Regions from separate parts of the Homo sapiens genome. Here region 1 is linked to region 2. The links are chromatin contacts, found by Hi-C or POLR2A ChIA-PET in ENCODE. All regions are on one chromosome and are shown on one strand. The core of a region is the stretch at or near the end of the contact, and the rest is flanking DNA. Distances in the headings are between cores, read along the strand shown. Region 1 overlaps SLC28A1 (solute carrier family 28 member 1). Region 2 overlaps ALPK3 (alpha kinase 3).

Region 1 (6,489 bases), core at 232-2,731, 48 kb before region 2:
TCAAGGAAGAGCCAAGTAAGTCCTGACCACTGCCTTGTAGAAATGGCTTTGGAGGCTGGTCCTGCTAGTACCATAACTCAAGGAAGAAGGAAATTCTAGCTCTTCTAGGCCAGTGGTTCTCAGCACGTGGACCAGCAGCATCCTTTGAGAATTTGCTAAAAATATTTTGGATTTAATAGGTCTACAGTGGGGCCTGATGTTTGGCCTTTCCAGATGCTGCTGGTGCAGCTGACCTGGACACCACACTCTGACAACCACAGCCCTGGAGACTAGATTAGACGCTCTGAGCAAACTTCATCACCTGGGCCAAGAAACAGGCTTTGAAGGCCAGATAAACCCCACTAAGGACATGGCCTGCCCCCTCCTCTCCCTGGAGGAAGCTGAGCCAGGGCTCCTGCTGACTTTCTAAGGCTGTCTGGGCAAACCCTCATGTCTCCAGACCCCAAGGCTTGAGCACTGTCGACAGTGCCCTGTCACCAGCCCCAGGCCACAGTGAGCCACTAAAACCCAAAGCTGGAAGATGCTCGGGGCAGCAGCTGTGGTGCACACTGTACCAGTACCACCGCCAGAAAGTGGAAGGGACTCATCTCCAAGTCCAGAGTAGCTGCATTTCTGGCTGTAACCTAGCTACGCCTCCTGATTTCCTGTTTGTGCCATCCCTTTGCCCAGAATGGCCTCAGCATTTTGCCCCTCATTCCCATTTCTGCCTGGATCCTGGGTTTTCAACAAGATGCCTCCTGCCTCGGCTGTCCCATCTCCCTTCTTTCAGCCATCCCACCCCAGGCTTCATTTACTTCCCATTCCCTTCACCGAAAACCATGCTCACTAAGGTTACCAGTTACCCCTTAACTACCAAATCCAATGATACCTTTTGGTCCTTATTTGATCTGTGTGTGTGTGTGTGTGTGTGTGTGTGTGTGTGTGTGTGTGCGCGCGCGCAAAATTTGGCACTGTTGACCACTGGGGACTGCAGAGTCTATATCAGACATCCCGAAACTCTCAGGAGATGAAGACATTTTCCTTGACCCTAGGGGTTCCTCCAGAGAAAATCTGAGCAGCACTGCTAAGCTTAGCAGTGGGTGCTTGTTCCAGAGGCTAGAACAATAGTGAAAGAATGAGAGTCTGCTCCCGGGTCAGCCAGACCCAGGGGAGTATGATCATGCGGGTGGAAAGTTACTAGAAGGGAGACAGAGCCAAGGTGGAATGACTAATCCAGCTGATACAGCCAAGGGGTGACTGCCACGTCCACTGTGCTGGACTCCAGGTCCAGGGCAAGCTGAGGGCTGAAGAAGCCCTAGGGAGAGACTTTACTTCCCCCCAGAAGAGAGCAGCTGGACCATGGCCCAGCAGGAAGCAGCTTGGATTCTGAAAATCTGAGTGAGCTCAGAGAAGACTTCCCCAGACTGAAACTGGCCAAAGGCCTTGGACTAGGTCTGTATGATTCATAGAAAGAATAGAGAGAACTTCCTGAGTCTTCTGTTCAGCTCAGCATTCAACAAAACCACCCCTACCTTGAGGGCAAATCCCAATAATATGTGTGTGATATAGGGGAGAGGGGGAGGCTGAATAAAATGTTGTGATTAGTGAGAAAGAGAATTCTGTGGCCACAGAGCATTTATCCTAGTCCTCCTTCCTCTTTCCTGGCATTGCTATGGATGGTGCATCAGCCAATACACGGTCCAGGAATTTGTCCAGAGGACAGGGCCTACCAGGGGCCAGGAAACTGCTGGTGTTTCGCTGGGAAATGCTGAGGCTGGTTAATGATAAACCCACCTCACTATCATTTTTGTCTTAACCGAACATTCAACTTCAAAGTTTTTTGCCACCACTGATACATTTTTATTTTCTTCTTCTTCTTCTTTTTTTTTTTTTTTTTTTGAGATGGAGTCTCACTCTGTTGCCTGGCCTGGAGTGCAGTGGTGCAGTCTCCGCTCACTGCAACCTCCGTCTCCCAGGTTCAAGTCATTCTCCTGCCTCAGCCTCCTGGGTAGCTGGAATTACAAGCGCCCGCCACCATGCCTGGCTAATTTTTGTATTTTTAGTAGAGATGGGGTTTCATATTGGCCAGGCTGGTCTCGAACTCCTGAACTCAAGCGATCGAACCACTTCAGCCTCCCAAAGTACTGGGATTACAGGCGTGAGCCACCACGCCCAGCCTAATGGATACATTTTTAAATGATCATTTTTGTTATTCAGAGTGCTTTTTGTATTTGGAGGAGAGACATGAGGCCGTTGATTTCTGCTGATAGTATGAGGAAGAATACATCCCTTAACCAGAAGTCCAGTGGAGGGGTTCTAGCTCTGGCTCTGCGCCAACTCACTGTGCCATTGCGGCCAACACACTGCTCCTGTCTGGAGCTTGGCTGGACCATCAGTAATACAAAAGGGAGGCCGCAACACCACTGAGCTCCCTCCTGGTACCAATGGTCAAGGAATCCATGATTCTAAAGGGTGATTCAGGGAGAGATGCAAGCAGCAGGTGTGTACACATCCTTCCAGAGAGGGAGGCAGGCTGGGAGGAGACATAGCTAATGTGGCCAGGGGGCAGACACAGAGGCAAGCCCAGCAATGACGCAGGAGAGACGCGGGCCAGTGGTGGGCGGGGGAAGGCGCTCTGGCGGACAGCAGCTGCGTGGCCCGCCGGGCACCTCTTCCCCTGCTTTTTGGCTAACGAGGCTTTAATTTCCCTTTGGGAAACAGCTTACCTGCCTATCCACTGAACTCTGCCCTGCACTGTGGACACGCCAGCACATTCTCACCTCCATGCTTTGCCCATGCCATTTCCTCTTCCTGCCTAGCTCAGTCTGTCCAAATCTCTTCTGTCCTAAACTCCATGTCAAATGCTGCCTCCTCAAGGAGTCTCCCTCACGGTCTCTTATTAGAAGAATCTCTCCTTATACGCACTCCTCAGGCCCCTCCGTTACTGCACTTGAACGCAGCTGCCTGGGGAGGTTGAACTGCAGAGTGTCGGGTGTGTGTGTTTTTGTTTTGTTTTGTTTTGTTTTGTTGAGATGCAGTTTCGCTCTTGTTGCCCAGGCTGGAGTGCAATGGCATGATCTCAGCTCACTGCAACCTCTGCCTCCTGGGTTCAAGCGATTCTCCTGCCTCAGCCTCCCAAGTAGCTGGGATTACAGGCATGCACCACCACACTTGGCTAATTTTGTATTTTTAGTAGAGATGGGGTTTCTCCATGTTGGTCAGGCTGGTCTCAAACTCCCAACCTCAAGTGATCCGCCTGCCTCAGCCTCCCAAAGTGCTAGGATTACAGGCATGAGCCACCGCGCCCAGCTGAGTGTGTGTGTTTTAAAGTGTAAGAAGCTGCGGGAGCCTCCCTGCCTGGGTGGACGCCAGAGGTCACCCTGAAGCAGACCTTACTTGTCTTTTCTGAAACTTCGGGTACCCCCGCATTGGTTATGCAAAGGTAAGGGAGCAGCTGCTCGTTACCCTAAAGGAATATGGTATTAGGGGCCTTTGCGGGGCTGACATAGGCTCCCCCTCCCAATATTCTCCCTATGCAGAACTGGTCTCAGAAAACATGATGGGCAAATTTGCCCAGGGGGCAAGAAGACTTCAGAGAAGATAGGAACCTGGGCCCCTCCCTTTCCTCCTAGGGCTGACGATGTTAGACTGGACATTCCCTAGGAGTCTGCTGGCACAAGAGATGCTAAGGCTCCAAGGGGAGCTCACCAGAGGTCAGGGTCAGGGTCAGGGGTAGGCAGGAGGGTCTGAACTCATGATCTGGCTCAACGCCAGCCCAGAAGTCCATAGCTAAGTCCATGGCTTGGGCCAAAAGTCTCCTGGGTCCAAGACCCCCAGCAGGGTGGGGAGACTCTGGGAACAGTGGCCAGCATAATGAAAAACAGAAGAAACCTCTGGAACCTGCACATGGGGTCTTGCATAGCAGCTCCATGGTGATGGCGGTCCCGGATGTACCAGAGTGGGCAGCCCTGATTTCCCTCTCAGTGCCACGCATCAGTGGCAGAAAACTGGGGCCAACTACTGGGTGAGTGGGGCCCAGGTCTCTCTCTTCTGCCTGGCAAGGGAGCTTAAGCCTAGAGCAAGCTGGTCTTAGACAGTTGGAGTGTAAGACAGGCAGAGGAGGGCTACACTAGAGTTCTTACTAAACAAGCCATTTCGGTGCTTAAACAATGAACTAGGGAAAAAAGAATACAACCACAGCTCCACCCAGAACAGTGAAGCAGTCCCACCAGTAGCATCCTCATCCTCCGCACAGGCTGACCTGTTTTTAAATTAGGGTTGGGGCTCCACCATTAGACAATAAGGTCTTTGAAACAGAACAGTGCCTTTATCTCCATTTCCCCTATAATATTTTGCAGTGCAGTAAATGTACAATAGATTTTTGTTGGAAGAAAGAAAGGAAGGATGGATGGAGGCTGGGAGGGAGGGAAAGTGGGATCGTAGGTTGAGGAGGTCACAAAGGAGGGAGCTATTGCAGCGGGACTAGTAAGGGCTGGCTTCCTGGCAGAGGTGGCCTGTGAGGGGCCCTGAAGGAGGAGCGCCTGAGAGGATCATTTGAGCCTAAGCCTTCCTGGAAACTGCTCTTTCTGGGCCCAGAGTCTCTGCAGCACATCAGGGACTAAGGTCTCAGCAGGAGCTGTCCCCATGACCCCTACCCCCACTTCTTGTCCTCAGCTACTCAGTAATTCTATAATTTGGAGGTTCATCTCTAAAAAAAAAAACATACAGAAATATCTTACTTTTGCAAATTTTACAAAATATAGCAAAAACATCTCATGAGGTGAACATTGCTGGGCTCCTCCCGGGCCCCAGGCTTAAGGTTCACTAACTTCCCAGTACGGCGACCTCTGCCCACAGGACTCCTCCCCTCCACCTGGGCCCCCACCATGCCCAGACTCCCCTCTAGCTGGAGTCGCTGGGCGGTGGCTGCTAAAGGCCTCTGGGACCCTGAGTCAAGCTGACCTGAAAGGCAAAGACATCCTTGACCAGCGCCTCCCCAAACACGAAGCTGGAGCCAGCCTTCGTGTAGCTCAGGAAGATCTGAAAGAAAAAAGCAAAACAAACAAAAACAGGCAGTGAGGCTGGGAAGGGAGGAGGGAGGAAGCAGCGGCCAGAGACAGGCGGGTTGGCCCAGGGACGTAGTCCCCCCAGGCCCTTATCCGGGGGGGGGCACCACCTGGCAAGGTGCGTTAAAGCTGCTGTCACGGGCACTCACTCCTAAGCATATTTGCCAAAGAGACACCTTTTTGGTCAATTTTAAAGATATGCTCTGCAGGCTGGGTGCAGTGGCTCACACCTGTAATCTCAGCACTTTGGGAGGCTGAGGCAGGCGGATCACCTGAGGTCAGGAGTTCGAAACCAGCTTGGCAAACATGGTGAAACCCCATATCTGCTAAAAATACAAAAATTACCTGAGCATGGTGGTGGGCACCTGTAATCCCAGCTACTTGGGAGGCTGAGGCAGGAGAATCGCTTGAACCCGGGAGGCAGAGGTTGCAGTGAGCCAAGATTGCGCCACTGCACTGCAGCCTGGGCAACAGAGCGAGACTCTGTCTCAAAAAAAAAAAAAAAAAAAAAAAGAAATGCTCTGGGAGTTATTAGGACAATAAAGAAGAGATAACAGAAGAAGTAACCATGAGACATGTGAAGAAGGCAGTGCCTCTTGTGCCGCTCAGGCCCCTGACAACCAACGGCAAAGTCTCCCCTCATCTTGTCCCCATCCCGGGCTTGTGGCCTTGGAGTCTGAGCCCAGCCATGCTTCTACAGGAGACCTGTGTTATATCCTGAACTTGCAATGTGACTGCAGGGGCAGCAAGTCATTTCTCTTGTTCAGGCCTCAGTGTTCCCATCTATAAAATGGGGACATGACCAGAAAAGAAACTCTCTGTCTTTTCCTCCACACCCTGTACAGTTACTGTCAGTGAGGCCAGCAGGTGTGCACATTCCTGGACCGGCAGGGTTCTCATGCTCCACCCTGCACAGAGCACAGGGAACTGCAAGCTGGTGAGAGGGAGGTGAGTAGATTAACATATTTAACCTATGTCCTTGATGATTTATATTTTTTAAAGTGGTAAAAATACAAAAATTAGCCAGGTGTAGTGGCTCATGCCTAGAGTCCCAGCTACTTGGGAGGCTGAGGTGGGAAGTTCCCTTGATTCCAGGAGGTCGAGGCTGCAATGAGCTAAGATCACGCCACTGCACTCCAGCCTGAGTGATGGAAGTGAAATCCTGTCTCAAAACTAAACTAAACTAAACTAAACTAAAATTAAAAAAAGGCCAGCATGGTGGCTTATGCCTATAATCCCAGCACTTTGGGAGGCCAAGGCGGGCAGATTACTTGAGCCCAGGACTTCAAGACCAGCCTTGGCAACATGGTAAAACCCCATCTCTACCAAAAATAGAAAAATTAGCTAGTCTCATAACCTGGTTTCAAAATAAATAAACAAATAAATAGATTTAAAAAAAATTCTAAGTGTTAAATAAAGGAGACCATTAGTTTAGACTGAGCTC
Region 2 (5,764 bases), core at 1,927-4,426:
CCTGAGAAGACGCCCAGAGGGCATTCTGTCCCCAAGAACCACTCACCCTCGGAGTTTGGTAGCAATCTGCACATCAGTCATCTTCCAGTCAACCCCTGAAAAGAGAGAAAGTTGGGAGTTGATGCCAGTCTGGGCTGGCTCTAAGCCCCCACATCTCCAGCAGGAAGATATACTGGGTGGCTTAGAACCATGTCTCTTCCTGCTGGAGACATGGGGGCTTAGAACCAGCCCAGGCTGGCATCAACTTCCTGGGTGTCAGTGCAGGTGTGTCTTCAAGCATCTTCTCATGGGTCATCACCACCAGCCTGTCTCACAGCATGCAGGTCTCTGGATTATTACTAGGAATAATATTCATATTTTTACAAGTGAGGAGGATAGGCTCAGAGTTAAATGGCTTGAGCAAAGTCATACTCACTCATTCAATAATTGAGCTCTGGCCATGTGCAATGGCCATTTGACTTAAAATAAGGGTTCCGTTTTTTTGGATTCCTAGAGCCAAAACTCTTCCAGCTATGCAATCCTGCCTCTACTGGATCAGACCAGGTCACAACCTGGACCAGCCTCTAGCTTTGAGCTAAAACCTTCATCCTCTGAACAGATCAGTAGTCTGTCCAGACAAAAGAGAGGGATGGGAATGAGAGGATAAATCAGGGGTAGACCAGCAGAAATGCAACACTACAGAAGACTGGCTTCTGCACTACTTACAAAGGCAGCAAGCAAGCAAGAAGCCAAGATGGTCTTCCAGGTTAAGCCTTGGAAGGGCAGAGCCAGGCAAAATGATGATAGAGAAAAAACGTTTTCACTGTGCTCAGGCCACCCAGGTATCTTAGTATTCACACATTAGGTTTAGGATGCTCTTTCCCCCATTTTCAATCTGTCCAGAGCATTTTGCTAGGAACCTGCCTTTCACTAACAGGGCTGAGTACCATCATATGATAGACAATAACAAATGTGGCCTCTGGAGTCAGACAGACCTGGATTTACATTTCAGCTCTACCACTTCTGAGCTGTGGGTACTCGACAAGTCACTTCATATCTCTAATCTTCAAGTGTAAAGGTGAGGATAGTAATGACCATCTTACAGAGTATTGAGAAAATCATAATATGTGTAGGACTCTAACTTAGTGTCTGAAACATAGGACTAATGTGATAAATATTGATTTATTTGTCATTTCTCTTTTGGCATTCATAGCATTCCATTTTGTGTAAAAATGATGATCTCTCTCATTTGCACAGAATTTTAGTTTGCAGCAGGTTTTCACAAATATGGTCTCACTTAATCCTCATGAAAAATCTGAGTGCTAGGTAGGAAAGACATTATTCCTAGAAAGGGAAAGGAAACTGAAGCTCAGAGAGATTGAATGACCTAACCAGGGTGAGCTTCAGTTTTCTTCTTTGTAAAACAGACTCAGCTAGAAGAGAATGGGGCTTTGACTTAAATCAAATTTATTTTTTTCTTTATTATTTTTTTGAGATGGAGTCTCACTCTGTTGCCCAGGCTGGAGTGCAGTAGTGCAATCTTGGCTCACTGCAACCTCTGCCTCCCGGGTTCAAGCAATTCTCAAGCCCTGCCCTCCCAAATAGCTGGAATTACAGACAGAATTTTTGTATTTTTAGCAGAGATGGGGTTTTGCTGTGTTGGCCAGGCTGGTTTCGAACTCCTGGCCTCAAGTGGTCCACCTGCCTCGGCCTCCCAAAGTGCTGGGATTACAGGCGTGAGCCTCCGCGCCCAGCCGACTTTAAAGCCTTTCTACTATGCCACGTTATCGTCTCACAGTAGAAACTGGTCTACTCATCACAGCTTCTTGAGGACGATGACATTCCTAATTCAACTTTTTATTTTTTCAATATTTAGTAATGGTTGGATGGAAAAAGGATGGAAGCATGAGTTTATAAGTTAACAAATAGGTTGACTGATAATGGCTTAATGTTACCTAGCCCGCCCTCCCCCCAGTATATGGAGCTATATATATAATAATTATCGTACAATTTAACCCCAGTGAAACACACATTTGAGTCCGTTTTATATCTCTGGTCTCTAGTTTTCTCACTTATTTACCACAGAGACAAGATTTAATGATGTGTGATATTCCCAGCAACCTCTCCTTCCCCTGAGCATTTTCTCTGTTCCTCTCCTCTGTCCAGTTCTGCTTAATGACAGTAGGCCTGCAGAGAGCTGGTTGAAGAAGGAAGGAGGGTTCATGCCTGCTGGCCTTCCTTTGTTGGGGAGTTCTGGGTAATGGGGGGCGTAGGAATAAAACTAAAAAGAAGCTAGACTAAGTTGCTTTACATAACGAAAAGCTAACAAAGATGGAGGAGGAGGAGAGACAGTAAAGCTACTGGGCTAAAATGGAAGGGAGAGTTTGGGAAGCTTGGAGAGTGAGAAAGTCTAGAGCAAAGCTGCAGGGAAGGGAAGAAGGGAGGTTTTTGAAAAGGGTGGTTGTGGGTTTTGAATTAGACCCCATGTAATGGTCTTTGAAATAAATTCCTTTTTACTTTTAATTGAGCCTGGACTGTGCTCCTTTAAATGCAGCTGCAGTGATAGACTGGGCTACATGAGGTATGTATTAGGGTTGCGAGCAAAATGTTCCGTGTCCAATCTACTTTACAAGATTATTGTGAAAAGCAAAAAAGAATAAAGACAAAGGTGCTTTGTAAACGATCAGCCAAGCACTATGGCTTTGCCTCCTCTGCATGCTTTCACATCCATGCACATGCGTACCCGTGCACCCTCACACCCTCGTACCTGCCAAGTCTGTGACAAGGAAGCTGCCATTTGTCCACTGATACAGCCAGTGTTGGAAGGTCTGGCATTTCTGCATGGCCTCAGAGCTGCCAGATGCTGTCGGAGCCTCAGCACAGCCCCATTCCCGAGAACAGTAAGACTCCAGGGGCTTGCCCAGGTCTTCCTCCAGGGTAGCATATGGGATATTGTTTGCAGGCCGGTAGATCAGATACAGTGGGATGATCCTAAACATAGTTTCACCCTGCAGTAAGCAGGAAGTATGGCCCAGAGAGCTCCTCCCTCCCACCCAATTCTGTATTCTTGGACCTAAAAGAAGGGCCCTTCCAAGAATGTAATTCTCAGCTCCGAGCCCAAAGGACAGCAAAGGAAAGCAGCTCCACCCTGAGTTTGGGAAAGGAAATGGATATTTTTGGCTTCAGAGTCCTGTCCATTCTCTTGGTCAGTGGGATTAGAACCAAACCCTGCTATGGGCATAGGCAGACTGTGTGGCTTGGGTGAGGGATTGAGGCATGTATGTGTCAAACAGAAGGAGCACCTTTAGAGAGGATTCAACCAGATTGTGGCTCTCTGCCAGTGGGACCCCAGGTATGCAAAGGTCAGAGTTCAAGTCTCAAAATGCAAACAATTGCCATTTATAGCTGACTCCTACAAAAATCCACACTGACCCTGCCTGCATACCACGGAAGTGTCCTGATCAGTCTGCCTAGCTTAACCCACCCCATCACCTTCATGGAGTCCCAGAAATTGCTGTGTCCAAACTCTGCAATCAGCAACATCTGCACTAAAGAATGAGGAACCGGGGTGGGCGGGACTCAAGTCCAGAGCAGAGGCTTTTCTCAAGTGGAGAGTAAATGAGGTCTCTATTTCTACATTTTGTGAGGCCACTGAGCTGAGCATGGGGCTGTGAGCCTATTTGCACATGGGCATAACGCAGGATGCCCCTGGGAGGCTGTGAAATCACTGTCTTTGCAGAAGCCCAAGGCAACAGTGCTGCACACTGCACGTCCTCCTCGCTGCGTACTTACTCAGGCACCTCCCCAAAGCCAGGCGCGGCCCGGGCTTCTGCTGCGAAGATTTTGCAGTACTCCCGACTCATGTTCTGGATCTTGCACCCCTGTGGATGAGGGAACCAAATGTGGTGAGCAAAGAAATTCCTCAGTCCTCCACTGTGTCTACCCCTAAGTGAGTGGGCTACCTATTCTGTTAGGGGACTGAGAGGAGGATTCCAGCCCTGGGGGAGGAAGGGCTTACTCCTCCCTGCTCCCCACTCTGCATCTCATTTTCCTCTTTTGTATAACAAGCGGCTTTGGACTTCTTTTCAAACTGAGGTTTTCGAAGTGATTTCTGAACTATTTTTGGGAGTCCTTATGGTATGTGACAGTGTCCCAGAGACCACTCTGTGTAGAGCCAGGAAGACTGCCCACCCCACCCACAGCACCCCCCTTTTATCTCACATATAAACAAGGCTTCCATGAGAGATTATGTATGGGGCAGGGGGAAGGTTTCTGCTGCAAACATAGAGTTTGAAAACTATGGCCCAAGTCGTTTTGAAGCTCTCAAGCTCTCTGAGGCCAAGCATCTGAATTCTGGGCTGCATCTCAGGCTTTCCACAAGGTCCTCCTAGGAGCCTCATAAGGTTGAGACTGAGATGCCTTCTGCCTCGATACTGGGCATCCTAACAGGACCTGGGCTGGGAAAGGGGAGGGGGTGAGAGAATAAAAGAATGGGGTGTGAAGATGGGACATAGTACCTGGATGGTGACGTCGTAGTTTCTGCCCACAAGAGAAGTCTCACTGCTGGGCCCAAACACAAGCAGGCTGGACACCTTGATGATGCACGTGCGGCCCGACTCGAAGATGGGTTCCAGCCCGTAGATGACCTTGGCCTGGGAGGCCTTCCGAAGGCCACACCCATATCCACCCCCTCGGAGCTCCTCGCTTACCAGTCGCCCAAAGAGCTTGTCCCCCCAGCAGCCAGAGTCAGCCAGACCCTTAGCAAACACCATAGGGGTCATCTCAATCTCTTCTCCAACTGAAGGGGAACAGGAGAAATGTGGGAGACCAGGAGCTCCTGTCTCACCAATGTGGGGCTCACAGGGAAGGAAAAGGCCAGAAGAGCCTCCCACCCTGCCAACCTGCTGGGCTCACTTTCCGTCCACGCCTGCTCTTTGGGCACATTAAGTCCCCACCAGACTATGAGCTCCTTGGGGCAGAAACTCTATTTGATTCAACCCCTGCCATCTAGCGGTACCCATGTGGTATCCATCACATAACCCCTGCCTTCCACAAATGCGTCCTAAGCACTGTCCAAACACAGTGCTCAGGATGTGTTTGTGGAAGGCAGGGGTTTTCTGTGGCAACAATAATCAATACAGAATACCAGAATTACTTTGTTTTGGAATTCGTTGTTTTGATCAGATGAATACATGACTCCATTTCAACCAACACGTTTGACTGAAACAAAAAGTTTGCAGGACCAATCCAGCAGCAATGAGCACCCCTAATGCTCAAATTGTGACCGCTAAATATAATTTCCCATTAAAGGGAAACCAGAGCTTTCTAAAGAAATGGTTGATTCCAGGTCTAGGCAGAAAGTGTACAGCAAGGACCTGAAATATCGTGTGAATCCAGAAAGCAAGAGAGCTAGCAAAAGCTATTAGAGACTTGGCAGAAGGACACAGGGGCCAACCTGAAGGGGCTCCCTTGGGCCAAAAAGGAAACAATCTTGGCAACAAAAATAATTACTGCAACATATTGAACATATCAAATATGTTAAAAATCCATGTATTCATAGTTGCAACAACAAAAAAAAGAATCCAATCTCCTCCCTCAAAAAATAAACCTCACTGGTCACCTATGGAAAACGGTAGGGTAGGGCACCAACTCGTTATTCTAAATTCTAGTAACTAAAGGGAAAAGAGCAAGTATTTATCCTTCATTTCCTGTTGGAACTTAACGTATTGGGATAACCAAATAATCATCCCTTTTTTACAGAAAAAAATCAGCTAATGAATGAAGA

What was found. A loop is a pair of places that touch in the nucleus more often than their neighbours do. ChIA-PET counts read pairs that join two places held with the same protein, here RNA polymerase II (POLR2A). Pooled maps may share reads with other maps.
Region 1: a map of heart right ventricle shows a loop between it and region 2 (2.2-fold over the local background). The contact joins two enhancer-like sites. A Hi-C loop is called at or near these places in 53 of 168 maps with a recorded cell type or tissue (CD4-positive, alpha-beta T cell, CD4-positive, alpha-beta memory T cell, Caco-2 and 26 more), 8 of 37 single-sample maps with no recorded cell type and 35 of 50 pooled maps. POLR2A ChIA-PET finds 5 or more read pairs at or near these places in 7 of 52 experiments (A549, CD4-positive, alpha-beta T cell, Caco-2 and 4 more).

The regions. Positions count from the first base shown.
Region 1 is chr15:84,907,248-84,913,736 of GRCh38, reverse strand. SLC28A1 (solute carrier family 28 member 1) reads right to left here. Exons shown (of 19, transcript NM_004213.5): 9 at 4,942-5,019. Among named protein-coding and RNA genes, the nearest start is that of SLC28A1, 26 kb to the right of the region's middle. Within about 2 kb of position 1,481, at least 31 of the 41 ENCODE cell types and tissues checked have a DNase peak (open chromatin) inside an H3K27ac peak, as active enhancers do; they include ascending aorta, gastrocnemius medialis, heart right ventricle and 1 more, where a contact is called at or near this core.
Region 2 is chr15:84,861,648-84,867,411 of GRCh38, reverse strand. ALPK3 (alpha kinase 3) reads right to left here. Exons shown (of 14, transcript NM_020778.5): 10 at 4,497-4,777; 11 at 3,772-3,860; 12 at 2,747-2,970; 13 at 47-95. Among named protein-coding and RNA genes, the nearest start is that of SLC28A1, 20 kb to the left of the region's middle. RefSeq lists enhancers at 3,223-3,722, 3,723-4,224, 4,793-5,294. Within about 2 kb of position 3,176, at least 4 of the 41 ENCODE cell types and tissues checked have a DNase peak (open chromatin) inside an H3K27ac peak, as active enhancers do; they include ascending aorta, gastrocnemius medialis, heart right ventricle and 1 more, where a contact is called at or near this core.